Regions from separate parts of the Homo sapiens genome. Here region 1 is linked to region 2. A link is a loop called in an ENCODE intact Hi-C map of the cell type or tissue named here. Cell type or tissue: PC-9. All regions are shown on one strand. Each heading gives the region's core, and the rest is flanking DNA. Links, peaks and the distances in the headings are about the cores only. Region 1 has its middle 99 kb from the start of MIR4290HG. Region 2 has its middle 44 kb from the start of SYK.

What was found. Peaks named below come from ENCODE experiments on the same cell type or tissue, not always from the same donor. Only the 100,000 strongest peaks of a DNase experiment are listed, where the experiment ranks them.
Region 1: it touches region 2 in a loop (18-fold over the local background); 33 of 110 quality-filtered maps call a loop at or near these places.

What each region holds. Positions count from the first base shown.
Region 1 is chr9:90,132,645-90,148,512 of GRCh38, forward strand. No RefSeq gene overlaps it. Among named protein-coding and RNA genes, the nearest start is that of MIR4290HG, 99 kb to the left of the region's middle. In PC-9, for the core only: CTCF peaks have their summits at 9,319 (motif pointing right) and 10,117 (motif pointing right); no DNase peak of the experiment used is centred there; H3K27me3 peaks cover 1,884 bases.
Region 2 is chr9:90,749,835-90,765,702 of GRCh38, forward strand. It overlaps the pseudogene OR7E108P. Among named protein-coding and RNA genes, the nearest start is that of SYK, 44 kb to the right of the region's middle. RefSeq lists an enhancer at 6,376-6,435. In PC-9, for the core only: CTCF peaks have their summits at 6,165 (motif pointing left) and 6,364; a DNase peak (open chromatin) is centred at 6,077; H3K4me3 peaks cover 538 bases; H3K27ac peaks cover 603 bases.

The DNA.
Region 1 (15,868 bases), core at 4,931-12,930, 610 kb before region 2:
TTCACCCAGTTTCCAAAACAACTTTCCACACCTCTCTGTTCCTCCATCCTTCAACACCACCTTCCTTCCGCTGCTGATTCTGGGCTGATAACTTTGCCTTATTTATGTAGGATAAATATGAAGCAATAAGATAAAACTCCTTCTACTTGCACTGTTCATCCACCAACCTATCTGCATCAGTGCCTGCTATGCCTTCTCACTTATTTCCTGTGATGATGGATCCATCTCTGCTCCTTTCTGAATGCACACTTACATCTTGGCTGCCCTACATCCTCAGCTTCTCAAGTGAGACTCTACAAACAATTATCTGCTCTTTGCCCTACATCATCATTTCTGCTCCTCTACTGGGTTAAGTATTGTTCATTGTAACAACAAATCTTCCTTGACCCCTTCTTCCTCCACAGCTGCTTCCAACAGCCTATCCTGCATCTCATGTGTCTGCCTGGGGGCATCTAGACAAAATAGAACTCTTGATGTCCAGCCTTCTCACCTTTTCCTTTCTCAGCTTTCCCATTTCAGCTCAATTCTGGCTCCATGTTTGCTCAATCACCCCAATAACAAGCTAAGTCTAATGGTCTCCTTTCCCCATGTTCTTGCTAATACAATAGTTAGCTTTCTTGTGGTGTAATATCAAGCAGATAAGCTTTGAAACTGCAAAGAATAGAATCCAAGTCTCACTCTCACTTTATCATCCATGTTATCTTGGGCATGTTTCTTAATCCCTCCCAGACTTGTTTCTTATTTGTAACTATTTAATGATAATTTTCATCCTGCAGAGTTTTTAGGTGCAAAAGAACAAAGATTCTGGTAATAATTCCATCAGCACAGTGGTCAATGTTCTCTCTCTTTTCCTTTGGAGTTTTACATTTTAACAGATAAAGGCATTAACTCTTCCAGAAGTATCACATTAAAAACAAAAGTTTCTTAGTCATGTAATTCCAAACACAGAGGTGTTCTGACTTTATACCCTGGAATAGAGGAGTTTTAAGAGAATGATGCTTTAGTGGTTGAAATGCTGAGCCCTCACTTTCTTTTCTAAAAAAGAAAGAATCACTGCTTTTCTATGAATTATATATCGAGGTTTTGCTTACATTTTTTGAAAGGTGTATGTTACTTTAAAAAACTTTAAAAACTACTTGTTTAAGGGCAACATCATACCTTTACTTTTTCGTGTTTTCTTCTCTTTTCTTTCTTTCTTTTTTTTTTTTTTTTTTTTGAGACGGAGTCTTGCTCTGTCACCCAGGCTGGAGTTCAGTGGTGCGATCTTGGCTCATTGCAACCTCCGACTCCCTAATTCAAGCGATTCTCCTGCCTCAGCCTCCTGAGTAGCTGGGATTACAGGCATGCACCACCATGCCCAACTAATTTTTGTATTTTTAGTAGCGATGTGGTTTCACCAGGTTGGCCAGGATGGTCTCAATCTCCTGAGCTCGTGATCCACCTGCCCTGGCCTCCCAAAGTGCTGGGATTACAGGTGTGAGCCATGGTGCCCGGCCAACATCATACATTTTCGTAGAAATTTTAGGCATGTTGACAAACTTCTGGAGGAGATATTACAGGAACAAAGGGTGATAATTCACAGATTACTCTTATTCCTTCAATGTATAATGAGTAATGTGGTCTTGATATCTATTAATATAAAATGGTGTGCAGCATTTTAAAATACTTAACGTGTTAATCTAAAGAGTTGGTTACTATCCTTAAGTCAGATTGTTTTCTTGGGTTGGGTTCCTACACAGACTTTGAGACAGCAATTCCAGTCAAGGGGTTGATTTGGTAGGTGATACCCGGAAAGCACAGTAGGGGAGGGGTGAGACAAGGATGGGAGGGAAGCAGGTAACCCGGGCTCTTTCTCTTCCTTTTTTTTTTTTTTTTTTTTTTTTTTTTTGTGAGACGGAGTTTCGCTCCGTTGCCCAGGCTGGAGTGCAGTGGCGCGATCTCGACTCACTGCAAGCTCCGCCTCCCAGGTTCCCGCCATTCTCCTGCCTCAGCCTCCTGAGTAGCTGAGACTACAGGCGCCCGCCACCACGCCCGGCTAATTTTTTGTATTTTTAGTAGAGACAGGGTTTCACCGTTTTAGCCAGCAGGGTCTCCATCTCCTGACCTCGTGATCCACCCGCCTCGGCCTCTCAAAGTGATGGGATTACAGGCGTGAGCCACCGCGCCCGGCCACCGGGGCTCCAGTACTTCAGGGAGACTGGAGCACACCTGACGTGACCCACCCCCGGGACAAGGAAGCAGGAAGATCATCCTCCAACTCCCATCCCGCTGGCTGCGGGCTGCTGGCAAGGCTTCAGCTCTGTGGCTCTTCTGCTCTGCTCCACGTGAAGGCCAAGAGGAAGCCCTCAGGGATGGAGCTGCAGAGGCTCGAGCTGGAGTAGAGCAGGGATATGGGTGAGCACCATAGCTGCTTGTTACAAATAACATATTAAGAAAATGCTCGTTTCATATAATTAAATTCACACATGTAGCGAATGCAGGGTAATGCTTGAGCTTTGAAGTTGGACAGATTTAAGTTGGAATTTCCCTCCTATTGGTACTAGCAGTATGACATTCAACCAGCTATTTAGCTGCTTCATACATGGTAAAGCTTTCTTAGGATGTATAAATGAGTATACATTTATGAAACTCTAACTGAATTTCTGGCATATATTAGGTATTCAATTAGCATTAAGGTATATTACAAGCAATAAAATTGCTGTGGCTTAAGGTATGTTACTCTTCAAATTTACAAGGTAATTCCAATTTTTTCCAACAATTCCAGTCGTTAAACAGATTTACATTACCACCAGAGGTTTATGGGAGTTTCGGTTGCTTTACATCCTTGACAATTTTCAGTCTTTATAATTTTAAACTTTGCCTTAGGTATGTAGCAGTATCTCATTGCGGTTTTAGTTTTCATTTCCTTACAGATTAACAAGATTTGTTGGGGTCATTTGAATATTCACTTTTGTCATGTGCCTGTTCAAATTTCTTGCCTATTTATCTATTTAGTTGTATTTTTATTGATTTATAAACAATTTATGTAGTTTGGATACCAGTCTTTTTTGGTATTATATGTTGCTAATACCTTTTCCCACTTGGTGACCTGCCTTTTCATTCTCTTAATTGATGAACAGAACTTTTTAATCTTGAAAGTAATCCAATTTATCGATCTTTTCCTTTATGTTCACTGCTTCCTGTCAGGTTAAAACATTTCCTCATAACAATATTGTGAAGATATTTCTCCATGTTGTGTTTCAGAACTTTCATATTTTTTACGTTTTACATTTAGACCTGCAAATAAACTGGAGTTGATTTTTGATTTTTGAATGGTATGAGGTGGGTTATGTTTTCTTTTTTTTTCTGTGCAGATAACCATTTGACTCATCAAATTTACTGAAAGCATATCATCCCTTTACTGAATTGCAGTTTCATTTTTTTATAAGTAAATTTACATATGTGCAGTTGTGTTTTTATACTCCCTGGTCTCTTGCATTCATCTATTTGGTTTTCCTGGTGCCAATTTCTATACTTTATTAACTAAGGTAAATTTATCATACATTTTGATATTTGAAGAAGCTTTCCAACTTTATTATTTTTCAATATTTCCTTGGCTATTCTTGACACTTTATACACATACAAATTTTAGAATCAGCTAGATAATAACTATAAAAACTACTTGCTGATATTATAATTTGGATGGTGTTGAATCTATAAATAATTTGGGGGGACCATTGGCCTCTATATACAATTGAATCATCAAATCCATTAATACAGTATAGCCTGCCATTTACTTAAGTAAGGTATTACAAGTAATACCTTATAGCTTGTTGTGAGGCAATCTTGCTTCACTGGATCTATTTGCAAGTTTAGGATGGTTTATAAGTAATAGCTTACGTTAATTTCTAATGTTCTTGTTAGTATATAGTAATGCAATTGGTATTTGCTAATTATTCTTGTATTCAGCATCCTTGCTAAATATACTTCTAAATTCTAATAATTTGCTTGTAGAGTCACTTTTATTTTCTACATACCCAAACATATTGTCTGCAAATAATGACAGTTGTGTTTCTTCTTTTCTAATTCTTGCAATTTTAATTTCTTTTCCTGGCCATATTGCACCAGTTAAAGCCTCAAAGATGATGTCAAATTGAAGTAATCTTTGTCTCCTCTTTATTTCAAATGAGCAAGCTTTCAACTTTTTATACTTAAGTGTGATGTTTGTTGTAGGTTTATGTAGATACCATTTATCAGATTATGGGCATTCTTTTCTATTACCAGTCTGCTAGGTTATTTTTTATTAATTTAAAAATGATGAACAGATGTTGAATTTTTTCACATGTATTTTCTGCATCTAATAATATAATTATGATGAATTATCTGTCATTCCATTAATGAATTACATTGACTGATTAGCAATGTTCAACCATTATTGCAGTCTTAGAAATAAACTCAGCTTTGTTATGATGTCTATATGATGCCAATATTATAAGATTTTTGCATTTCACATTTATGTTTATGAAGAAGATTGATCTGTGATTTCACCTTCTTGTAATGTACTTGTCAGATTTGATATCAAGTTATGTTTTTGCATAAAAGAAATAGAGAATAATTTGGTATCATTTCTATCTTAAAATTTTAGTAAATTTACTGGTGAAAGCATTTAGGCCTGAATTTCTTTTCCTGTAGAAAAAAATGTTTAATTGTTGATAAATTTTCTCTCATAGATTTAGTACTATTCAGAGGTTCTATGTTTCTTGTGTTAATTTTATAATTGAGGCTTTCTGGACCTTAGTCAATTTCTATCTACCTTTTTCAAACTCATTGGTGTAAAGTTTTGCATACAATCATTTTGTCTTTTAAATGTATGTAGGGTCTGTAGTAGTATTCCATTTTTAATCCCCAAATTGGTAATTTGTACATTCTTTCTCTTCTTGAATTTGTTTGTAGTTATTTTCTATTTTATTGCAGTTATTTTTTATGTTGTTATTTTTTGTTTGCATCTTTAGAAAAGGCGAGAAATTTATATGATCTGGAGAGAAACCAGAGTGTAAGTTTGCATCTTTATTAATTCCTCCCTTCTACTATCGTTGATTTAATTTGATCTTCACTTTATAACTTTCAGTGTTAGATATTAAACCCCTTAATTTCTAAAATTTCTAATTTTATAATATATTCATGTGAATACAGCTTTAGCTGTGTCTCACAAGCTCTACACTGTATTTTTATCACCATTCAGTTGAAAGCATTTCTAGTTTCCTTTGTTATTGTTTTCTCTGACCAGTAGATGATTTAGAAGCTGTGTCTGATGCTTCTGGTGCCAACATTTCATCTCCCAGTCTGCTCTGGTTTCAGCTGCAGCTGCAGTGAGCTCCTTTCTTGTTGACAGCCTCTCACCTCAAGTGTGACCCGTGTAACTCTCTACTTCTGCTCCAGGACAACTCAGATTCTCTGGGAGGCTGCTTGACTTGTGCACAAATCCAGTTGTCCAATACAGGGAAGTCAATCTCTATCTACCATTTTCAAACTCCTTGGAGGAGTTTGCCTTTTTCAAATTTCCTTGGAGGGAAATTGACCTCTAAGGCCACTCAATCCATGGTCAAGTGGAGCTGGTATATAAATGTCTCAGCCTTCTTTCCTTCACTGGTAAGTTCTGGGGTGCTTTATGCCTGTCACAGGTTCCTAAGCAATCAAGTCATCATTGGACAAACCAGATACTTTACATCATTGGGTTTCCCAGATTCCTTGTCTGGATTTTCCCATTCTCTCATTGCTGCTTCCAGAGAGCACCTTCCAAATAGACTCTCTATACTATGCTCTTATCTCCAGATCTGCTTTTGGGGGAATTCAAAATATAACTATTGTATTACTTAATTTCCAATTATAAAGAAACTCAGGTTTTTTTTGAAATTAGTGATTTCTACCTTAATTTTACTGTGGTCAGAGAAAATTTCCTCTAAAATCAGTACTTTTGAATCATGCTTATATATTATCTGTTCCAAAATACATAACATTAGTATTTAAAAAGGATATATAATGTAGCTGATGTGGCAGGTGGTGGTATTTTTAGTGGACAGAGGAAAGAGATTGTAAATAGAAATGGTCAAGGGCAACTTCTTTCTTGGGTTGTCATTTGGGTACTGAAGTTTGTCCTGCCATCTTTGCAGCTGAGTGATAAAATGGGGCCTGGAGGTGCCTCTCATCTTCAAGATGCCCTCACCTTTTGGAAGCTAAGTGGGAATGGTGGAGCTCCACATAGAGTAGGCAAGGAGCAGGCTGCATGCACGAATGTTTTAATGCGGGCCTTAATCTAAGAGTTTCTCAAAGTCACCCGTGGTGCAGCTTCATTCACAGCCAAGAGAATAGATAGGGATTTGTGGCCAATATTTCATGTGGCAAGAGTGAGGATTTGTCTGTAATGCTCTGTGTTTGTTTCCGTAAAAGAACATAGTACGGCTCCTGGTGGCTTTGGTAAGAAGCTGATTGTGGACAGAACTGAATGCGTAATTTATTCAGAACAAAATGAAAATATGAACACTTTTACAAAATACATGAATAAAAGTGCCGTTAAAGGTGCTAACATATCATGTTTTTACATTTTCCATAGTTTTTCTCTTGACTTATCATGATGTTTTCAAATGTGCTATTTAATGTCATAATAAGTAAAGACAAATTACCATTATTAATTATTAGCATGCATTTTACCATTCATCTTTACATAAAATTGGCAGTTGCATTTTGTAGCTCATACATGCATATGTATTTCATTCTTACCAGAATGGTGGAAATGCTGCACAAAATAAAGTCAATTGCTTTTATTTCACTTCATGATATGCACACTTTCTACCAACTCTCTACCTTTGGCTGACTAATGAGTGAGAAGCACTCAAGGAAAAGAAACGTGGGTTGCTCTTTCCTTCCTTTCCTCCTAAGTCATTATTTTCAAAGTATGTGGTTGCCTAATACAGGGAGGTACCTCAGGTAAGAAGGGACAGGATAGGGTGCTTTGGTTGTTTGGTTTTTTGGTTTTTTGGTTTTTTTGAGACGGAGTTTCACTCTTGTTGCCCAGGCTGGAGTGCAATGGCGTGATCTCAGCTCACCGCAACCTCTGCCTCCCGTGTTCAAGCAGTTCTCATGCCTCAGCCTCCCGAGTAGTTGGGATTACAGGCATGCACCACCATGTCCAGCTAATTTTTGTATTTTTAGCAGAGACAGGGTTTCTCCATGTTGGTCAGGCTGGTCTCGAACTCCCGACCTCAGGTGATCCGCCCGCCTCGGCCTCCCAAAGTGCTGGGATTATAGGCATGAGCCACGGAGGCTGGCCGGTTGTTTGGCTTTTTAAAGGCCATTGGCTTCTTTCTGAATTTCAAGCGAGCTCTTGTTTAAACAGATCATGTGCAGCTTCTTGGGGCTGTCTTCACTCCTCTTATTCAGTGGTGAAGGGAGTGAAGATTGGAGAATACTAAGGAAGGAAGACATTTTTGGGGTAGAGAGGTAAAAGTTTTTTTTTTTTCTTTCACTGTTTTTCCTTGGTGGTGGCAGTAAGTGTACCTCACACACTCTGTGTGTCCCTCAGGGGCCTTTTATTTTTTTAAATCTCAAGGAAGTTATGAGCTGTGCCTGGGTCTGGGCAGAGGGCTGAGGCCTGGGCTGCAGGACTCTGGAGCTGCCTACACTCACTGTGGCCCCCACCTTGGCACAGCCCCTGCCCCTGCAAGCCAGGGCTGGGGGACACTGAGCTCTGCACATCCCACCCTGACAGAGGAGTGGAGTCGGGCCAGAGACTGCTCTTCTTCCTGATCTTTCAGATAGTCCTTTCAGCCTGGAAGGGAACTGTTTCCTTCCGCCCTGCTTCTTGAGCAAGGGACCCACGTTGGCTGCCTTGGTTTCCTCAGCTGCCGCTCTCCTATCCTGCTGAATCTGCTCCTGCGTTAATCTCTCTGCCAGGTTCCTCTCTCTGTGCATGCCACCAGCTGCCCAGTGCAGAGTTCTCAGCCCTGCCTCCTGGGCCCTGGCTTTGTCATGGATCACCACTTCCTCTCTGCTTAATGGAACCCTTCCCTGGTTCTTAGGACTCTCGGCTCCTGGTTTTCATCCTTCTTCTCTGAACACTTCTGTGTTTTTCTCCCCGGTCAGGTACTTATAACTCAAATTTATAACCTTGGCTTTCATTTCTAAGCCAAGTGTAAAACCTGCAGGTATAAAGAAAAAAAAACGCACTTTTTTTTGTCAGATATGTTAACATCATATCTGGCACTAATTAGCAAATAACTTTCCAGAAATATGTAACCTGTCAGCAGCATAGCTTCTAATTCCAAAGTTAGTTCTGTCAGTATACATGTAGATCTTGATATAGATCTTTATATAGATACAGACATGCACATAAAATTTCCCTTAGTTCTAGCCATTGGAAAGATCATATCTTAGGGTTCCATCATTATAGATACATCTACAATTCTCCAGGTGACTCGTTTTCACAAAGGAGCAGGTGCCTGTGCACAGGGGTATGACAAGTTGGTAAAGTGAGAAGGCATTCCAGGCAAAGTGCACAGCGCAGGCAAGCACCTGAAGCTGGAGAGAGCCTGCTGTGATGGGGACCGTGGGTAAAGGGAGGTGGATCTGCAAACGGAGACAAGGTTGAGGTCATCCCGTGCCCCTGATAGTACTCTAAGGAATTTAGATGTTAGTTTCAGTGACAAGAACCATTTGAGGATTTTTAAACAAGGGAACGACTTGAAAGGATTCGTGTTAGAATATAGATTTGATCTTTTTAAGGGCACAGAGAACTCTCAAAAGAAAACTCATTCGGGCAGCAGGATATTTAAAGGAGATGTGAAGAAGGCCAGGCACCCCAGCAAAAAGTGACAGGTCAGGACAGAGGCAGCAGGGCGTTGTTGTTTAGGCCTGGGCAGACTGGGGCAGCCAGTAGGGAGCAGTTGCTGGATAGTGGGGGCTGGGGGTTGCGGACGGAACAAGTAGAGGTAATCTAGTATCATATTAAAGAAGATGTATTGAGACTTGTTATTTAAACAGAGCTTGTTTAATCTGTATAAATACCAGTGGTGACATTTTGCTTAAAATGTTAATGTTTTTAGATTTTGCATGTTTCTATACAGCCGCTGCGCACATGACCTTTTTTGTTCCCTTCCCCTCTCCTGCCCACCTTGAGTCTCCTTTCCCCTTCCCTCCCCTCTTCTCCCCTTTTCTGCACTATCCTCTCTGCTCTTACATTTGGTTTTGTTTTTAAATGTTTTACCTTTTAAAGAAAGCGTTGGGTTTCTGATTGCAACTTCTCCTAAATCCACTAGGTGGAAGTAAAGTATGCAATTTTCTTTTTCCCATACCATTGCAACGTGTTTCAAATGTAAACGGGCTCACATTAAATATATGAGTTTTTACAAAAGTGGAAAATATTTATTATATATCCTTTTGGAAATATCAAAAGTCAGATAAACAAACTAAAATTAAACTGTAATGCCTATACCACATTCATAGCTAACCACTCTTTCTCTGCAATTTATTTTAAATTCATATATTTTGTAGTTAATTGGCATCATACTTAAAAAATCGTTTAGTTCCCTAATTTATTTTACCTACCACTGTATCCTAGACATTTTTCTACATTATTCTCAAGACTTTAAAATTGTAATATAAAATTATAATTGATGTATATTGTATATGCCTCTATATCTCCATAGATATAGTGAAGGTTTTATAAATAAGACATTTATAGTCATACATGTACCTGTTTGCCCGCATCTCTGGCCTTTTGAAAGATAGATTCACAGAATTTTATTTGAGAATCAAAAGGAATGGACATTTTTAGGACTCTTGATCTGTTGCATTGTTTACAAAATGGATGAAGCATGTACCTGCTTGTCACAGCTATATCTGAGAGGTCCCTGCCTCTCATTCCCACCCCCCTCTCCCCGCCACCCTCGCCAAATCTAGATCAGTGTCTTTTTCTCGTTAAGGAGTCTTAGTCTTCTGACTTTACTTCCAAAGAGGTAATGGTAAAACAGCTTGGCCAGATTCCTGGATGGACGCTGATGGACTCAACCAAACTAATTTTTCTTCTTTGTGAATTTGCCCAGTGTCATTAATCAGAACAATTTTTGAAAGTAAGAAGAAAGGTATTGGCCAGCAGATGGCGCCCTAGAATAAAACAGAGGTAGATGAAGAAATGTTGATTTTTCTTGCCATGATTTCTCTCTAAGCAATGGTTGAATTTGACATACGTATGCTGTAAGGAAGTTGTTAAGAATAAAAACAGCCAATGCTCAGAGTTAAGAAAATGCAATGGTTTAGCAGGAATCCATCCACGGGAGTACAGAAAGTTGAAAATGTTCAAAATTTAACACTTGGCTGTGCTACATTTATGTTTGCCGGCTTAGGTAGGAGTTTGAATGCTTTCCTAGTGAGGACCCGAGAGCAATGATGAGTCGAGGTCTTCATTCCTAGTCAGGCCTCCTCAAGCTCATATTTTCTGTCTTTTGTGAGGCATTGTTCCTCCTACCATGACCCAAGGGCTTTACACATATACTAAGTAGAAAATCTAATATCTGTGCTTACAATATGTCTTCTCTGTAGTACAGGTATTAAAATTACAATTTCCCTTCTTAAAGATATGGTAGGATCCAATAAAGGAGCACTATGGAGCTTTAAAAATGATGAATATCTCTAAACTTTCACTAGTAACCATGATAAAATAAGTTTTATCAGATCATCATTGTCTAGAGATAGATATATAGAGATAGATGGATAGAATCTATGTATCAACATCTGTGTAATATATGAACGACACATATTCATTTTAGGTTTTCTGGTTGTTCCTGGTGGCAATGGTGATCTGATAAACCTATTTTATCACAGTTACAAGTGGAAGTCTAGAGATATTTATCATTCTTTAAAGCTTCATAGTGCTCTCTTTTGTGGCTGTTTTACAAAATCCCTGTTGGTAAGCACCCTTGCCTTCAAAATGTGATTATTAGAAACTAGCAAATGAAAATTTCCCAGTGCTTTTTTTTATGGTTTTATAATTTTTTGAGGTATAATTGATATGCAAGAAACTACATATATTTAAAGTGTACAATTTAAAAAGCCTTGACAGAAGTACACACCTATAAATCAATCGCCGTAATCAAGATTGCTGACATAACTACACCCCAAAAACTTTCCTTGTACCTCTTTGTACCCCTTGTACCTCCCTCCTTTCTCCTACTTCCATGGCCAAGGAACTACTGATCTGTTTTCTTTCATTATGAATTAATTTTGCTTTTCTAGAATTTTACATATATACTTTTATGTCTGTCTTCTTTCACTTTTGAGATTCATTTATGGTTGCATGTATTAATATTTCATTCCTTTGTGTCATTGTGTGATAGAGCACATTTTGTTTATCCTTTCACTTTTTGATGAACATTTAGATAGCTTCTAATGTTTTTAGTATTTACAAAAAGCTGTTGTAAGTATTTGTGTGAAAGTCTTTGTACAAACCCATTTTTTTTTTTTTGCCCTTGAGGGAAATGCTTTGGAGAGGGATCATATATTAAGTGCACATTCAATTTTTTTAAAAATAAATTTTATTGTGCATATTTAAGATATACATTACATTTTGGGGCACATATAGCCAGTAAAAAGGGTACTGTACTGAAGCAAAGTAACATGTCCATCATCTCACATAGTTACCCATTTTTTTGTGTGTGCATGGCAAGAACAACTAAAATCTACTCATTTAGCATGAATTCCATATATCGCACGATTTTATTACCTATAATTCTCATGTTCTCCCTTAGATCCCTAGACTTGTTCATCCTACATATCTGTTACTTTGTATCCTCTGACCTACATCTCCCCATTACCACTCCCCCGACCCCCATGTCTCCCTGCCCCCCACCCATTGCCCCTGGTAACCACTATTTTGTTCTCTGTCTCTGTATACTTGCATTTTTTTATATAGAAAGAAAAACATTACATCTCACTTACATGTAGAATCTTTTTAACAATGTGAAACATTTAACCTTTTCATAAATCAACAGAAAGTTTCTGATGGCAGTTATACTATTTCACATTTCTACCAGCAGGAGAGTTCCAGCTCCTTTACCTCTTCCAATATGTGGTGTGGTCCGTGCTTTTACTTTGAGCCATTGTATTAGGTGCATACTACCCTCTCATTGTGGTTTTAATTTGATTTTTCCTATGACTAATGATATTTCATTTGCTTGGTTGCAAAACATGCATCTTTTTTGGTGAAGTATCTGTTTAAATCTTCTGCCCATTAAAAAAATTAGGTTATTTATTTTTTAGTATCGAGTTTGAGAGTTTTTTTATATTTACTGAGTAAACTTCTTTACTGTATATATGTTTTGAAAATGTATTCTCTTAGTCTATGGCCTGTCATTTCATTCTCTTGACAGTATCTGTAAGAGTATCCTTTGAAGAACAGACAGTTTTAATTGTGGTGAAAACTAATTTATCAAGTTGTTCTTTTATGGATGTTATTTTTGGTGTCGTATTTAAGAAATCTTTGTCTAAGCCAAAGTCACAGGTTTTCTCCTATTTTTTTTTCTAAAATGTTCTATAGTTTTAGGTTTACAGTTTTGGTCTATTAACAATTTTGGTCTATTAACAATTTTGAGTTCTTTTTTTATGGAGCAAATTATAGGCCAATTTTTCTTTCCTGTGTATGAATATAAAATTATTCCAACATGATTTTCTGAAAAGAGTATTCATGTTTTTGCTGAAACCACACTGTCTTGGTTACTGCAGTTTTATAATAATTCTTTGAATTCTATATTGTGATTCCTCTGTCTTTATTCTTTTCTCAGGTTGTTTTGGATGGTCTAGGTTCTTTGTATTTCCAGACAATTGATTTTTGTATCTTGTATCCTGAATCTTGTTAAATCACTTATTACTTTTGTAGAATTGTATATTTCATTACCTTTTCTAACATAGATAATCATGCTTCTGTGAATGATGATAGTTTTATGTTTTTCTTTCCAATATAAATGCATTTTATTTATTTTTCTTATCTTACTACACTGGCTGAAACCTCAAGTATACCTCAAGTATAATGTTAAATAGAAGTTGTGAATGTGGACATGCCTGTCTTGCCATGATTTTGAAACTCAACCTAATAGCCCCATAGATAGTTTTTGTTTGTTTGTTTTATCATAGAAATTGACTCCCTGATCTTAAAGCTTGAAACTTTTGTTTTATCTGAGTCCCTTCCTTGGGAAATGGTCTTCTGGCCTCTCAAAAAAGGTGTCAAAGAACTGAAACTCCTATTGTTTTCTTCATATCTTGTTTTTGAAGTTTGTTTGCTTCTGTGGAATTTTAGTTTTTATCATATATATATAAGATTTTAAGGGATTTTTTAAACAATATTTTTGTCTCTTTCTGCACTTTATTCTGTCATTCGTGGGATCTGATTACATGTATACTAGGCTAGTTGACACTCCTATAGCTGATAGATGCTTTATACATTTTTTATTTTTTTCTTTCATTTTGTGTTTTATTTTGTATGATTCCTTCCTTCCTTCCTTCCTTCCTTCCTTCCTTCCTTCCTTTCTTTCTTTCTTTCTTCTTTCTTTTTTTGGAAATGGAGTTTCCCTGTTGTCACTCAGGCTGGAGTGCAGTGGCAGTGGCACGATCTCTGCTCACTGCAACCTCCACGTCCCAGGTTCTAGTGATTCTCCCACGTCAGCCTCTCACGTGCCACTGTGCCCATCTAAGTTTGTATTTTTAGTAGAGACGGGATTTCACCACGTTGACCAGGCTGGTCTTGAACTCCTGACCTCAGGTCAGCCACCCACCTTGGCCTCCCAAAGGGTTGGGATTACAGGCATGAGTCACCATGCCTGGACTGATTTCTGTTTTCATTTCTTCAAGTTCACCTGTCAATCTTCTGCAACATCTAATCCACATTAGCCTAATTCAGTACAATTTCATTACACAATGCTGCTTTCATCTGTAGAAGTTTGATTGGGTGGTTCTTGTGTCTTTCATGTTTGTAACATTTTGAATGTATACAATCCATTTATAATAAGTGTTTCAATGTCCTTGTCTACTAATTCTAATACCTGCATCAGTTTTGATTGGTTGATTTTTCTCTTCATTATCTGTCATGCTTATCTGCTTCTTTCTATTCTTATTTTTATTTTTATAGATAATTTTAAAAGACTTTAATTTTTTGAGAAGTTTTAAGTTTATAGAAAAATCAGTAGAATGTCTAGAAAGTTCCTAATCCCCCCCACACACTCAGTTTTCTCTATTATTTACATTTTGTATTAGGGTGGTACTTTTAAAAATAATTGATGGGTTAATATTGATATATTATTATTAAATAGTGTAAATAGATGACTTTAGGGTTTGCTCATTGTGTTGTGTGTTCTATACACTTTGACAAATGTGCAGTGACATGTGTGCATCGTTGCAGTATCAGATAGAACAGTTTCAGTGCCCTAAACATTCCCTGTGCTTCACTATTTATATCTCTCACAAGCCTCTGGCAAACGCTGAACTTTTTTTTTTTTTAACTGTCCTCATAGTTTTGCCTTTTCCAGAATGTCATATAGTTGGAATTATACAGTGTATTGTCTTTTTATGTGGGCTTTTGTTCACTTAGCATATGTTTTTAAGGTTTCTCCATATATATTTTTAAAATAGACTTTATTTTTAGAGCAGATTAGGTTCACAGCAAAATTGAGCAAAAGATACAGAGATTTCACATGTACCCCTCCCCACATATTTGTATCAATATCCCACTATCAATATCCTGCACCCTCACTATCACTATCAATATCCTGCACCAAGAGTGGAATATTTGTTACTATGGGTTAAACTACAGTGAGTGACACATCGTTATCACCTGAAATCCATAGTTTACATTCGAGTTCACTGTTGGTATTGTATATTTGAGTTTTGGCACATGTATAATTACATTTATTCACCATTAAGAGGCAGAGTAGTTCCACTGCCCTAAAAATCCCCTGTGCTCTGCTGATTCATCCCTCCTTCCCCACAACCCCAGCAAGCACTGATCTTTTTATAGTCTCTGTAGTTCTGCCTTTTCCAGAATGCCATACGGTTAAAATCATACAGCATGTAGCCTTTTCAGATTGGATTGTTTCATTTGTTAATATGTATTTAAGATTTTGCAGTGTATTTTTATTGCTTGATAGCTTATTTATTTTCAGTGCTGAATAATATTCCATTGTCTAGATATACCACAGGTTACTTATCTATTCATCTGCTGAAGGACATCTTGTTGTTTCCAAGTTTTGGTAATTCTGAGTAAAGCTTCCATAAACATTTGTGTGAAGGTTTTTGTGTCGATGTAAGTTTTCAGATCATTTGGTAAAATCTCGAGGAGCATGATTGTTGGATTTTATGGTAAGTGTGTATATAGTTTTGTAAGAAACTGCCAGACTATCTTTCAAAGTGGCTATACTGTCTTGCCTTCCCACCAGCAATGAGAATTCTTGTTGTTGCACATCCTCATTATCATTTTCTGTCACTGTTCTGGATTTTAGCTATTTTAATATGTGTATAGTGGTATCTCATTGTTTTAATCAGCATTTTCACAGTGACATATGATGTGAAACATCTTTTCATATGCTTATGTACCATCTGTATCTCTTCTTTGTTGAGGTGTCTGTTAAGGTCTTTGGCCCATTTTTAAACCAGATTTTTTTCTTATTGTTGAGTTTTAAAAATTCTTTGTATATTTGGATAACAATCCTTTATCAGATGTCTCTTTTACAAGTATTGTTTCCAAGTGTGTGGCTTGTCTTTTTATTCTCTTGACAGTGTATTTTACAGAGTAGACTTTGTTTATTTTAATGAAGTCAGGTTATAAATTCTTCCATGGATTATGCTTTTGGTG
Region 2 (15,868 bases), core at 2,498-10,497:
TGAAACAAATTTCTAAAAAGCAAATATTTTTAACATGTCTCGGAATGTGAAACTTCAGGGATACTGTGCCTATTTTATTCTTTTCTATTTCCCGTCTTATGTATATGCAAGTGTATAACAAAGCAGCATCAAAGTGTGTATAAATCTATAATTTCAACAAATGTAAAATGAAAATGCTAAGTAGTGGCTGGGCGCGGTCGCTCATGCCCGTAATCCCAGAACATTGGGAGGCGGAAGCGGGCGGATCACCTGAGGTCAGGAGTTCAAGACCAGCCTGACCAATACGGAGAACCACTGTCTGTACTAAAAATACCAAAAAAAAAAAAAAAAAAAATTAGCCGGCATGGTAGTGCATGCCTGTAATCCCAGCTACTTGGAAGGCTGAGACAGGAGAATCACTTGAATACGGGAGGCAGAGGTTGCAGTGAGCCGAGACCGTGCCACCAGCCTGGGCAACAAGAGTGAAACTCTGCCTCGAAAAAAAAAAAAGAAAAGAAAAGAAAAAGAAAAAAATAGAAAATGCTAAATGGTAAGAAACAACAGCATAATAAACATTTGTATGGTGTTGATGGACAATGCATTTGAAGATAATATTTGAAGAAATCATATTACAATTAACATCTGTTCTTACTCATTGGAGCTTGATGCCTCTAAAAACTTCGTCATTGCAACCACCTCTGGTGCTTTAAAAAAAAAAAAAAATCCACATACTCACATAGGTGCAGGGAAATCAGAATCTGAGGTAATGAGACCCAGGCCTCATCATTTGTAAGCTCCCCAGGTGATTTGACTCAAAGCCAAGATTGAGGACCGGTGACATGGATCGCTACACATAACCTGCCTAAATAGATTCTTTAGAAGCAGTTTATAAAGAAATTCCACATGAACTCTGAAGAGGATATGAATTTGATGTACAGTATGTCCTCACTTATCGTCTTTGAAAGTCTCTTGGAAACTTCACCTTTAAGCAAGATTAGGTATAGTGAAACCACTTATTCCTCACCAACATTATAACTACACATCTTTGAACGCACCAATGGTGTTGGAGGACCTGCTGTACATTGCTTCCATGAAGTCAATTTTCAGGGAATTCCAAAACGAAGTGCGGACTTCATGTATATAAAAAGATGGCTGTGATTCCACCTGGATGACAGGGTTATTGCTCAGAAACTAAAGGAGGCCGCCTAGGTATAGAGGATTCAGTCATGAGGTTTCTGCTAAACAAAGGATCCCAGAATCCTCACCCACTCCAGTTAAAGGCACAACGAAGAAAACAATATCCACATAGGAAATGCAGAAAGGAATAAAAGCCATCAAGCCACAAAAATAATGTGACTAAGGGTCAGGATTTGCAGATGTAGGGATTTGATGTGGTTGCCCTTTCTTACCCACACAAGAAAAAGGATGGAACAGATCATGAGATTCGACTGTTCTGCTGCGCAGCCTCCACAGGGCGCTTTGAATGTCCCTGTTTCTCAGGCTGTAGATGAAAGGGTTCAGCATGGGGGTGACCACAGCGTACATCACTGACGCCACCACACCATTCCTGGGGGGTGGTGCCACAGCTGAAGTCAGGTACATGCCAATGCCTGTTCCATAAAATAAGCAAACAACTGCCAGGTGAGAGCCACAGGTGGAGAAGGCTTTATACTCCCATCTGACGATGAAATCCTTAGAATGGAGGGAACAATTTTATAGTAAGACAAAAGGATCCCTGAAATGGGAAGAAAACCAAACATAGTACTATTGAAATACATGAATATGCTATTGATGACGCTGTCAGAACAGGCAAGGTTGAGAAGTTGAGATGGCTCACAGACAAAATGAGAGATTTCCACATTCTTGAAGAAGGTGAATTGTAACAATCTAACTGTGCAGCTGGGAATCCAACAGGCTAAGGAAAAAGGACACCAAAACTAAGAAGACACAGAGGTGAGGATTCACGATGACTGCGTAGTGCAGAGGGCGACAGATGGCTACAAAGCAGTCCTAGGCCATCACAGTCAGGAGCATGTCTTCTATACATGCAAAAAGGACCAAGAAAGACATCCGTGTCAGGCAGCTCGCATAAGAGATGACTCTGATATGTGACTGCATGTCCACAGTCATCTTGGGAACCGTGGCCGAAGTGAAACCGATGTCAGCCCAGCACGGGTTGGAGAGGAAGAAGTACATGGGGGTGTGGAGGTGGGAGTCAGAGCTGACAGCCAGGATGACGAGCAGGTTCCTCAGCACTGTGACCAGATACATGGATGGGGACAGCCCAGCGAGGACAGGCTGCAGTTCTGGATCCTCTGAGAGTCCCAGGAGGAGGAATTCTCAGACACCTGTGAGATGCCGTGGCTCTGTGTGACTTGGACACCTTGGGAAGAAAAGAGGATTGGAAAAATAAAAGATAAAAACCAGCCCTTAATGCTGTGTGTATATTTTGGATGCAAGCAATTCACAAGGAACATTTTCACACTTGAGGACCATACACCGCCAGCAATATTTCTCAGTTGTGACAAGCCCAAAAGTCTCAGAATTATTACATGATTTACTTTTTTGCTATTCAACTCCTTCTGTACATACTACTTTAGAGAAAATCCACTGAAGAATTTTAGAAGTCCAAAACATAATATACAACAAATCCATGATCTCAGTAAAATACGGCCTACTCTTTTCAGAAAAAATAAAATGCAATGAAGATGCTCTTCTCTCTTTAAGAAAAAGATCTCAGTCTAATTGAAAGAAATTAAGAAGCAGTGAAATACACTCTGTTTTATTCTGACACCGTGCGACAAATTCCTTTGATGTAGAATATGTAAAAGGATGATACAAGAGCTAGGACCGCATTATCTAAAAACAAAATAGAACCTTAGAGTTCTTAATCGGAAGACCTTTTAACATGCCACTTACTTTTCATATTTATTATCATCCTTAGGTTTTCTGACATCATTTATTCATAAAAGTACATGCACACTCAAATATGGGAGCTGTGTTTCCACATTAATTTAATATATAACTCTTGGCCAAGTGCCATGGCTCACACCTGTAATCCCAGCACTTTGGGTGGCCGAGGCCGACGGATCACCTGAGGTCAGGAGTTCCAGACCAGCCTGGCCGACGTGGTGAAACCCCATCTCTAGTGAAAATAAAAAAAAAAATTAGCCAGGCGTGGTGGCGGGTAACCCTAGCTGCTCAGGAGGCCGAAGCAGGAGAATCCCTTAGAACCTGGAAGGCAGAGATTGTACACCCTGTGGTATGATTTTGGATATCCTAGGGAGACATTGCTCCTGACATCAGAGTGGGCGTACACCCTGTGATATTGTCTGTAATATCGTAGAAAGATGTTGCTCCTAATATCACAGTGGCTGCACACCCTGTGATACTAATTGTAATATCCTACAGAGATATCATTCCTAATAATACAGTGGGTGTACACCCTGTGATATTGTTCCTAATATCCAGGGAAGGAGAGGATGACATTATGCCCAATATCACTGGGGGTGTACCGCCTCCCGCGGGGATATTGTTCTTAATATCTGGAGGTGGAGAGAATGATGTTACTCCCAATATCACAGGGGGTGTACACTACCCCTGTTTGTAAACACCCCCTGTGATATTGGTCCAAATGGCCTGTGAAAGAATAAATATGACTCCCATTATCGCGGGGGGTGTTCAGCCCTGATGATATTGTTTTCTAACATCCAGGGAAAGAGAGTATGCTATTACTCCCAATATCGCAGGGGTCGTACACCCTTCTGTGTTTTTGTGCCCAATATCCAGGAAAGTAGAGGATGATATTACTCCCAATATCGAAGTAATTGTACAGCACCCCTGTGATATTCTTCCTCATATCCAGAAAGGGAAAGAATGATATTACTCCCAACAGCATAGGAAATGTATACCCGCGCTGTGATATCTTTCCCAATACCCAGTTGGGGAGAGGATCATATTACTTCCAATGTCGCAGGGTGTGTACACCCACTCTGTGATCTTGTTGCAAACATCCAGGTTTGGGGAGGATGACATTACTCCCAATATCGCAGGGGAAGTACACTCCCCCATGACCTTGTTAGTCATTTCCTGGGTGGAGAGGATGATATTACTCCCAATATCGCAGGGGGTGTACACACCCCTGTGAAAATCATCCTAATATCCAGAGGGAGAGAGGATGATATTACTCCCAGTACCGCAGGGGGTTTACACAGCCCTGTGATACTCTTCCTAATATCCACAGGAAGAGAGGATGATATTACTCCCAGTACCGCAGGGGGTGTACACAACCCTGTGACATTGTTCCTAATATCCAGAGCGAAAGAGGATGATATGACTCTCAATATCGCAGGGGGTGTACACCCCTCCTGTCCTATTGTTCTGAATACCCTGGGAGGGAGAGGATAAGGTTACTTTGAATATGGCAGGGAATGTACACCCTCCCCCTCTGATACCCTTCCTAATGTCCAGGGGAAGAGAGGAAAATTTTACTCCCAATATCGCAGAGGCAGTACACCCCACCTGTGATGTTGTTCCCAATATGCAAGGGGAGAGAGGATGATATTACTCCCAATATTGCAAGGCTGTTCACATCCCCAGTGACATTTTTCCTAATATCTAGGGGAGAGACAATTATATGACAGCAAAGGTCACAGGGTCTGTACATCCTGATATGGTTCCTAATATCCAGGGGGGAAGAGGATGATATCAAATATGAAAGGGGGTGTACACCACCCACCCCTATGATATTGTTCTTAATATTCATGAGGGGAGACGATGATATTCCTCCAAATATCACAGGGGTTGTTGACACCCCCCTGTGATATTGTTTCTGATATCCGGGCGGGAGAAAATCATATTACTTCCAATATTGCAGGTGGTGTATACCCCACCTGAAATATGGCATCGAATATCCAAAGAGGGAGAGGATGGTATTAATACCAATATCGAAGTGTGTGTACACACCCCTTGTGATATGGTTTTTAATATCCAGTGGGTGGGAGGATGATATTAGTCCCAACATCCCAGAGGGTGTACACTACCCCTGTGATATTGTCTCTAACTTCCAGAGGGGAGAGGATGATATCACTCCCAATATCTCAGAAGTTGTACATCCCCCGTGATATTGTTTGTCATATCCAGGGAGGCACAGGATGACATTCCATTGAATTTCGCGACAGGCGTACATGCACAGTGTGATATTGTTCCTAATATCCAAGAAGGGAGAGGATGATATTACTCCCAATAAAGCAGTGGGTGTACATGACCCCTGTGTTATTGTCTCTAATATCCGGGGCCAGGGGAGCGGGGGAGAGGATAACATTCCCTCAAATTTAGCAGGTGGTTTGACGCCCCTTGTGGTGTTGTTTTAAATATCCAGCGGGGAAGACAATAGTACTATTTTTGATACTCCGATTCATCCGCTCCACCTTTCTGGAACTCTGAGGCTGGGAGGCGGCACGCAGTTTCCGTGTGATCCCCAATACCTTTGCCGTCTTCTGTACCAAGGCAGCCAAAAACGCAGGCTTGTTATCTGAGCTGATCCGTAAGGACAGTCGAAATCTAGGAATCAGATCTCGAAGGAGCACAGGGTTTACTTCACCAGCTTTCTCAGTTTGTGTTTGATAGGCCTCCACCCACCCAGAGTAGGTACGCCCAAGAACTAGTAAATACTTGGTACCTCCACACTTTGGCATCTCTGTGAAGTCTACCTGGAGATCTTCAAAGGGGACTGCTCCATAAGCTTGTATGCCGGGCGGAACGGCTGGACCTTGCCTCGCATTATGCTCTCGGCAGGTAACTCACCGCTGCCTCAGCATTTTGGCAAGGGCTGACAAATGTGAGATGTAGAAATACCGGCCTAACAACTTTTCCAGTGACTCCTGACCTACATGGGTGGTTTCTTGCACAGCCAGTACAACTGCAGCTCCTAGCAACTGTGGCACAGCTATTCTCACATCTGGTAACTGAATCCATCCTCCCTCCATCACTTGTCCTTCCCTCTACCTGGAGAAAGTCCTTTTCTTCTTTAGAAGAAGTAGGTCCAAGATCAGGTGCTTGAGGGAGCACTGATGCCCAGAAGGGGGCAAATGCTGCTTCTTCGAGCCTCTGAGTCAGCGAGGGAATTCCCCAAACCCAGCAAGGTGGAAGCTCGCTGGTGTCCTCTGCAATGCATGACTGCCACCTTGTGGGGTTTCCATACTGCTTTTAATAATTGCAAGATTTCTTGTTGATATTTTCTGTCTTTTCCCCCAGAGTTCAATAGGCCCTTTTCTTTCTATCATGCTCCATGCACTTGAAGGGTTAAAAGACATACCAAGAATCAGTGTAAATGTTTACAGTCTCACCTTCACTGAGTTCTAAGGCCCGAGTGAAAGCAATGAGTTCCGCTTTCTGGGCTGAAGTGGCCTGGGGCAACAATCTGGCTTCAACAACAGTGTCCAGGGTTACCACTGCATACCCTGCATCTCTCTCTCCTTGGGGGTTGAAGAAGCTGCTCCCATCCACATATAGTTCCCAGTCTACTGATGTGCAAGGCTGGTCCCGGAGGTCAGGTGTGCTAGAGTCAACTGAGTCCAACACTTCTACACAATCAGGCTGGACAGGGCTCTCTGGTACCGGGAGCAAGGTGGCAGGGTGTAGGGTGTTACAAACTTCAATAGTTATATAGGGATTTTCACAGAGCAAAGTTTGGTGCTTGATGAGTCTGGCATTCGTTAGCGAATGATGTCCTTTAGTATTCATTAAAGTCACCACAGCATGGGGGGCCTTTATGTTCAGGTTTTGCCCAAGAGTCAGCTTATTAGCTTCTTGTACTAGCAGGGCAGTTGCTGCCAAGGCCCTCAAACAGGGGGACCATCCTTTAGAAACCCCATCTAGTTGTTTAGAGAGGTAGGCCACTGGCCTCAGCCAGGGCCCCACAGTTTGGGTTAAAAGTCCAGCTGCCATCTTTTCTCTCTCTGACACATACAATGGAAGAGGCTTTGTCAGATCGGGTAGCCCCAAGGCTGGGGCTGCCAGAAGGTTTTCCTTTAACTCATGAAAGACTTCCTGTTGTTGGGATCCCCATTCCAAAAGTTCCCAGTCCCTGCCCCCTTTGTGACCTCATACAAAGGCTTGGCTAATACTGCAAAGTTTGGGATCCACAGTCTACAAAACCCCACAGCTCCTAAGAATTCTCTCACTTGCCTTCTGCCCTGAGGCTCTGGTAGGTTGCAAATGACCTGCTTTCTTTCTGATCCAGGGCTGCATTCCGACCCCTCTCGGATAGTAAATCCCAAGTAAGGTACCTGCCGTCCGCAGATCTGAGCTTTCTTCTTGGACACCTAATACCCATAGTCCTCCAGGTGCCTGTGTAGGGCATCTGTTCCCTTGGCGCACCCGACCGCCGTGGGGTGTCTTAACCTACTGGAGCAACACACAGCCTAGGTCTCTGGTGGGAAACTCTGGAGGTCTCAAGCCAATGCCTCCCTGAAGATGGTGGGGAGTTCTTGAACCCTTGGGGAAGTCCAGTCCAAGTGTACTGAGTAGTGACACCTGACTCCGGATCTTCCCACTGAAAGGCAAACAGCTTCTGCCTCTCAGGGGCTAATCTGATAGGAAAGAAAGCATCTTTCAGGTCCAAGCAGGTGAACCAGCTGTCCTCAGCTGGCAGCAACCCCAACAATGTGGATGGGTTAGGTACTGTTGGACGTAAAGTCAGTGTAGCTTGATTAAGCAAGTGCAAATCCTGTACCGGCCGGTAGTCCTTGGTCCGTGGCTTGGGAACAGGCAGGAGGGGAGTGTTCCATGGAGACTGACAAGGAACAATAATTCCAAAAGTTCTTAGGTGCTTGAGATGGACCTGGATACCTTGAAGAGCTTCTCTGGGGACCAGGGCCTGTTTTTGCCTAACCGGCTGGGCCCCAGTCTTAACTGGCCAATCCCGGAGGGTTGTCTTCCACCCGTACTCTTGGCCACCGCTTAGCCAGAGCTGGTCTTCTCTCTTGGCCCAGCTCAGTTAAGAAAAGTCTCCATTCCTCCTCTCGGGGGACCATAAGGGTCATAATGACTCCTGTTCCGGGTAACTTTAGCAGCAAAGAGCCATGCTCTGTCAAAGAGATAGTGGCTCTCAGCTTGCTGAGCAAGTCCCTTCCCAAAAAGGGCAAGGGACAGTCAGGCATGTACCAAAACTGATGAATGACTTTATGTCCTCCTACAGTGCAAGTCCGAGGCAAGCAGAAAGCCTGCTTTGCTGAAACCCCCGTGGCTCCGATGACGTCAATAGTTGTTTCGGATAAGGGGGCGACCGGGGCGGTTACTAGCGAATGTTCAGCACCACTATCTACAAGAAAATCAATGTCTCTACCCCCGACTGTCATTCTGACCAGAGGCTCTTTGGGGACACTTGAGCCCGGTCTCCCTCAGGCCAATAACCCTTCTGCCAGGTTGAGCAGGGCCCCTTCCTCCTTCTCCGGGCCCTCCTGCTCTGAGTCACCTTGTTTTCTTTTGAGCTGAGGGCATTTGTTCTTCCGCTGTCCTATTTCTTTACAATAAGCACACTGGTTACGCTGCAAACTCTGACAGCCAAGCTGAGTTTCTTTCCCAGGGCCCCCCTTCCCTTGCCTCTTTGGGTGGGGGGCCCTCTGATTGCTGCAGCTAACAAACAGGTCGGTGTTTTGCTGGGCCTGACCTCCATTCTCTTTGCCGTTTTCCTTACTGCTTACTGCATCCCTGCTTACAAACACCTGGCTAGCTATTTCTAGTAATTGTGATGTATTCATCCCTGCAAGCCCAGCCTGTTTCTGCAGTTTTCTTCTCATGTCTTCTGTGCTTTGACGGACTAAAGCCATGTTAATCATGCGCTGATTTCAGGGCTATCGGGATCAAAGGGAGTATACATACAATAGGCCTCACACAGCCTCTCGTAGAATTGTGCTGGACTTTCTTCTTTTCCCTGAATGACCTCAGAGACCTTTTTAACATTTGTGGCCTTCTGAGCTCCCCTCATTAATCCTTCCAAGAGAGCTTCCCTGTCTCGGTTTAGCCTTTGCATATCCTCTCTTTCATGTGGGTCCAACTGGGGGTCGGTTCCTGGTAACTGGGTCCTTACATACTCTTGGGGGTTTTGATAATCAGCTGATGCATGTTCCTCTAGCCACTTAGTTGCTGCTTGGGGACTCTCCGCCTTTCTTCGCTGTTAAAGAGGAACATGAGCAACAGGTGCCAATCAGCCCAGGTGTGGTTGTGGGTCTGGATAACAGTTTGGAGCAAATCAATTAGGGCTTGTGGCTTTTTGGTATAGGGCGGTGTATTGGTTTTCCAGTTGAGAAGGTCGACGCAGGTGAAGGGCTGGTACCCAAAAACACGCCTCTCCACCACGTGACCATCCTCATCTATCCCAGTATACCGCTGCTCTCTCAGGGGCATTTGTATCCCCGTTTTGGGTCGTAAACGAGCTGCCGAGGGAGGGGTGGAATGGCGCAATGTGACTTACCGCAATTAATAATCTCAGTTATTAATTGACACTAATAATTATCAATATTAATAACTGATAATATAATTTTTAAAATCAATACCAATAATAATGATGATTAATATTAAATAGTCATACTAATGATAACAATAAATGATTAATATTAATGATTAATGATGCCCGATATTAATAACTGATATTGATCTTATTCACTAGAAAACAGTAATATTAGCTCCTAATAATTAATATTAATATTAATCTGAAAAATTTTTATTAGCAATTATTTCTTAATATTAATATGAATATCGGTCATTGATATTCATGTTAATAATAAATGAGGAATAATTCATACTACTATTAAGCCTAATACCTCAGTGGGTGTACACCCACCTGTGATATTGCTCCTAATGTCCAGGGAGGGAGAGAGCATGATATTACGTTCAATATCGCAGTAGGTGTACACCCAGCCAGTGATATTGATCCGAGTATAATCTCCAGGGGGTGGAGTATGAAGTTACTCCCAATATAGCACTGGGTGTGCATCCACCCGGTAATTTTGCTCCTAATAGTCACGGAAGAAGAGAATGCTATTACTCCCAGTATCGCAGGAAGTGCACACCCCTTCTGTGACATTGTTCCTAATATCCGGAGGGGGAGAGGGTGATATTACTCGCAATATCGCAGGCTGTGTACACCCACCCTCTGATATTGTTCCTAGTAGCCAGGAAGGGAGAGGAGGATATGACTCCCCATACAGCAGGAGGTGTATACCCATCCTGGGATATTATTCCTAATATCCATGGAGAGGAGAGGCTGATATGACTCCCAATATCGCAGGGGGTGTACATCCAGTCTGTGATATTGTTCTTAATATTCAAAGGCGGAGAGGTTGATATTACTCCCAATATCACAGAAAGTGTACAAACCCGTGTACTATTGTTGCTATTATCCAGAAGAAGAGAAGATGATATCACCCCCCCCCCCCCCCCCATCGCAGGAGGTGTACACCCACTCTGTGATATTTTTTCCAATGTGCAGGGCAGGGGAGGATAATATTCTTCTTAATAGCACAGGGTGTGTACAGCCCCACTGTGATATGGTCCTTAATATTCCTAGGTGGAGAGGATGATCTTACTCCCAATACCGCAGAAAGTGTACACCACCCCAGTGATATGGTTCCCATGATCCAGGAGAGAAGAGGATGATGTTACTTTCAATATCGCACGGGGTGGAAACGCCCCCAGTGATATTGTTCCTAATTTCAACGTGGGAGAGGATGATACTACACGGAATGCCCCTAGGGGTAAAAACACTCCTGTGATATTGTTCTTAATATCAAGGGGAAAGAGGATGCTATTACTCCAAAAGTGCAGAGGATGTGCACCCGTCTGTGACATAGTTGGTAATTTCCAGGGACGAAGATATTACTGACAATAACGTGAACACTCTGTGTGACCACCGTGGATCGTCATATCCAGCGGGGGAGAGGGGGGTGATATGACTCCCCGCATCGCGGGGGGCTCATCCCCTTGCCATGGGAGTCCTAAGAGCCAGGGGGGGATAGGGGCTGGCTCTTACTCCCCTTACCACGGAGGGGGCCTCACCCCCCTGCGATGGGGCTCCTAAGAGCCAGGGGCGGAGAGGGGCTGGCTCTTACTCCCCATATCGCAGGAGGTGTGTACAACCCCTGCGATATTGGGACTAATATTATCCTCTCCCCCTGAATATAAGAAACAATATCACAGGAGGATGTACACCCCCTGCGATATTGGAGGTAACATCATTTTCTCCCCCTTGGGATATTCGGAACAATATCACAGTGGGTGTGTACAGCCCCTGCGACATTGCCGCTAGTATCTTCCTCTCCCTCCCAGGATATAAGGAAGAATGTCACAAGAGGGTGTACACCCCCTGCGATATTGGCCGTAATATCTTCCTCTCCCCTGCTGCCCTTTAGGAGCAACGTCACAGAAGGGGTGTTCCCCCCCTGCTATATTGGGAGTGATATCATCCTCTCCGTCCCTGGATATTAGGAATAATATCCCTAGGGAGTGTACACCTCCTGCAATATTCAGACTAATATCATCCTCTCGCCGCCTGAGTATTAGGATCGATATCACAAGGGTGGTGTGCACCCCCGGCGAATTGGAAGAAATATCATCCTCTCCACCTTTGGATGTTAGGGACAGTATCACGGGGGAGGTCTCCGCCCCCTGCGATATTGGGAGTCATATCATCCGCTCCCACCCAGGATATTAGGAACAAGATGACCGAAGGGACGTACTCCCACTGCGATATTTTCAATAATGTCATCCTCTACCCCCTGGCTATTAGGAGTAACATCATAGAGGGGTGTACACTTTCTGCGATATTGGGAGTAATATCATCTCCCCCACAGATATCGGGAACAGTTACATTAATTATTAATATTAATAAACAATAACAATTAATAGTAATCATCGATATTAATAATTACAGTAGAGACAGTAAAACAGTATGGATTAAAATATTAATGGTTACTATTAATAATTAATAGCAATATCACTATTAATAATAAAATAATGATATCGGTAATTAATGTTACTTCAATCATAAGTGATGGTAATAAAACAATAATTAGTATTAAAATTAATAACTAATATTAAAAGTGACATTAATATTAATTATTTTAATCATGCATAATCATATCTTGAAAATAAGCATTAATGATTAATGACATTATACTATTAATCTTACCATTGATAATTCTTAATAAGACTGATGTTTAATAATTCATAATATTATTACTCCTAACACCACAGGGGGTGTACACCTACCTGTGATATTGTTCCTAATAGTCAGGGATGGAGAGCATGATATTAGTTTTCATATCACAGTAGGTGTACACTCACCCTGTGACACCGATCCTAATACCCAGCGGGTAGAGTATGACATGACTGCCAACAGAGCAATGAATGTACAGCCACCCGGTGATATTGCTCCTAACATCCACGGAAGAAGCGTATGATATTACTCCCAATATCGCAGGGAGTGTACACCTCTTCTGTGATATTGTTCCTAGTATGCTGAGGGGGACAGGATGATAATAATTCCAGCATCACAGGCTGTGTTCACCCAGCCTGTGAAATTGTTATTAATATCCTGAAAGGGAGAGGATGATATTACTCCCCATAATAGATAGATATGACTCCCCATAATAGAGCAGGAGGTGTACACCCACCCTGTGATATTCTTCCTAATCTTCAGAGGCCGAGAGGTTGATATTACTCCCGATATCGCAGGAAGTATACACCCGCATGTGAGATGGTCCTTAATAATATTCCAAGATGGAGGGGGTGATATGACTACATATATGACAGAAAGTGGACACCCCCCAGGGATATTGTTCCCATGATCTTGGAGGGAAGAGGATGGTATTACTTTCAATACGACAGAAGGTGGACACGCCCCTACTGATATTGTTTCTAATTGCAACATGGGAGAGGAGGATATGATACGCGATATCGTAGGGAGTAGAAACACCCCTGTAATACTGTTCTTAATATTCAGGGAGGAAGAGGATGATATTACTCCCAATACAGACGCTTGTACACCGTCTGTACACCGAGGGTGTACACCCGTCTGTGAAAAAGTTCATAATCTCCAGAGGGGGAGATGATATTACTCACAATATGGTAAACAGGCTGTGAGTCCACCGCGGATCCTAAAAACCAGGAGGGGGGAGAGGGGCTGGCTCTTACTCCCCGCATCGCGGGGGGTGCCTCACCCCCCTGCGATGGGGGTCCTAAGAGCCAGAGGGGGAGAGGGGCTGGCTCTTACTCCCCGCATCGCGGGGGGTGCCTCACCCCCCTGCGATGGGGGTCCTAAGAGCCGGGGGGGAGAGGGGCTGGCTCTTACTCCCCGCATCGTGGGGGGTGCCTCACCCCCCTGTGTTTGTTTGCACTTTTATTTTGCTGGAGTAAAACATCCAAAGAGAGGAGGTCATCTTTTGGAGTCCCTGCTGGGTAAAACTTTGTTTTGCTCTCAGAGAACCTCTCTGGGCAGCTGATGATGCCCTTCTGATGCAGGACAGGTGAGCCCCCACGATTAGGGCTTAGTCCAAGAAGTTTCTTGGCTTCACTAACGAACAAATTCAAGAGTGAGCTGGTGGTAGAAAACAGCCTAATTGAGGTAGCAGTGTCACAGCTCCATGACTGCTGCTGCAAAGCAGGGCTACCCCATAGGTGGTGTTTGGAGAGTAGCAGCTCAGAAGCAGTTTTGCAGTCATATTTATACCTGCTTTTAATTACTTGCAAATTCAGGGGTGGTTTATTCATAAATTTCTTTGGGCAGTAACTTCCAGGTGTTGCCATTGCAATGGTAAACCACCATGGCACTGGTGAGCATGTCTTGTGAAGAGATGCTTTCAGTGGCTGTTCCAGCCACTGTTCCAGCCAGTCTTTCATCTGGTCTGGATGAAAGACCAGATGTCTTTCATCTGGTCTGGATGAAAGACCAGATGTCTTTCATCTGGTCTGGATGAAAGACCAGATGTCTTTCATCTGGTCTGGATGAAAGACCAGATGTCTTTCATCTGGTCTGGATGAAAGACCAGATGTCTTTCATCTGGTCTGGATGAAAGACCAGATGTCTTTCATCTGGTCTGGATGAAAGACCAGATGTCTTTCATCTGGTCCTGCCTCTTACCTCATTCCCTGCTCAGAGATTAGATACTTCTCCTTGCAGAAAGGTGAAGGCCCATTTTCCGTAACTGCTTTCTGCTGATTTTAGGGGCATACGCCCTGCCTGGCATCAGAGGAGTAAAAATGTCTGTATACCTTATCTAGGGGGCCAAGAGGCAGGATGCTTTTATTCTCTGTATCAGTAGACAGAATGTGTTTGAAGCCTTGTGCCAGCATTGTGTTTACCTGGAACTGTTATAATCTAGAAGACATAAAGTTTACTAAGAGGTTAAAGTAGCAAGGGCCAAAGATTAGTAATAACAAGACAGCTATCAGAGGTCCTAGGATTGATAAAAACCAGGTGAGACTTGGGATGGCAATTTTAATAGTGGACCAGATATATTTGGGTTCACTGCCCCAGTTATATCTATGTAATCAGGTAGCTTGCTCATAGATCTTTTGAATGTTAACCTCAACATGCCCAGAGTTGTTAATATATGTGCAGTAAGTTTTACTAATAACTGCATAGACTTTGCTTTGTTCAGCTGGTAAATAATCCAATACTAGTCTGTTGTTGAGAACTACATTTGCCAAACAGTCTAGGGACTCTTGAATTCCCTTTACTGCCTGACCTGTGTTGGTGGCTAAGGATTCTAGGATTTCAGTCAAGTTCTTTAGGGTTGACTCGTGGTAGGCAAAGCTACCCCCTGGATGCCATTAGTCCTATTGCTGCCCTGATTCCTGCCAGAATTAATCCTCCTGCTTGCTCCTTTCTGGTATTCCTGGGTCTTATGGGGTTATAGACTGTGACCCCTGAAGAGGCAAGGGTGGTCAACATACATTCACCTCTGCTTCAAGCTTTGATATACAAGGGAAAGCTACTCCTAAAAGAACAGGTGGCTCCTTGGAGAGTCGGGCATGGTTATGGGGTGTGACTTCTTCCCATTCATGGCCACAGACAAAAATGAGCCCTGTTGGGGCTCAAATGGAGGCCCTTCAGGGTATGACACCTATCCTTTGCTGCCAAACTGGGTCTATGGAAATATTCCTCCCCTGTTCCCGTGGAGGTGGTTGAGCAATCTTTATTTTCCAGAGGTGGGCAGCACTCCCACCTTCCCAGCTTAGGCAGTTGTTCTTCCCCTGTATGTTCTGATCTGGGAGACGCCACCATATATGGTCTCCTTGCTCACAAGTGGAATTCCATTTACCTTGCTGCAGCCTTGGGAACTTGGCAACTAGAGCTGTACCAGAGCTTCACAGGGAAACTTCTGCTTTTGCGTCATTAACACAATAGGGGGTGCAAAAGATAGAATCATTAGTGTACTGGAGATATGGATACACAACTTCCCAGGTGCAGGTGATAGTGGTTGGGGAGGTTCAGGTGGAATCCATTAGGTGGGAGAGAGTTCCACAAAGCAAGTAGGGGTCTGGGAACTTTGGGATCATATGGTTAGTTAGGAGGTCTGGGAATATGACTGCGAGATTTTCCAGATAGACCATAAGGTGGAACTCTCTATCCTGGGGATGTTGATGAAAAATCCAGCAACCACAAAGATGATTCCCTGATGCCATAATTTTTGAAATACTTACCACAGAGTTATGTTCCCACCCACACTGGATCAGGATAATTGAGAGAGCCAACAGAATTAACAGTGACAGCATGGTATCTGGTTGGGCCTTAGAGTGGCTTCTACACCCAACAACTGCAAAAGAGGTGTTTCCCAGGAAGACGTGGTTGGCCAAAGCAATGGAAAAAATGTATTGCAGTTGGGAA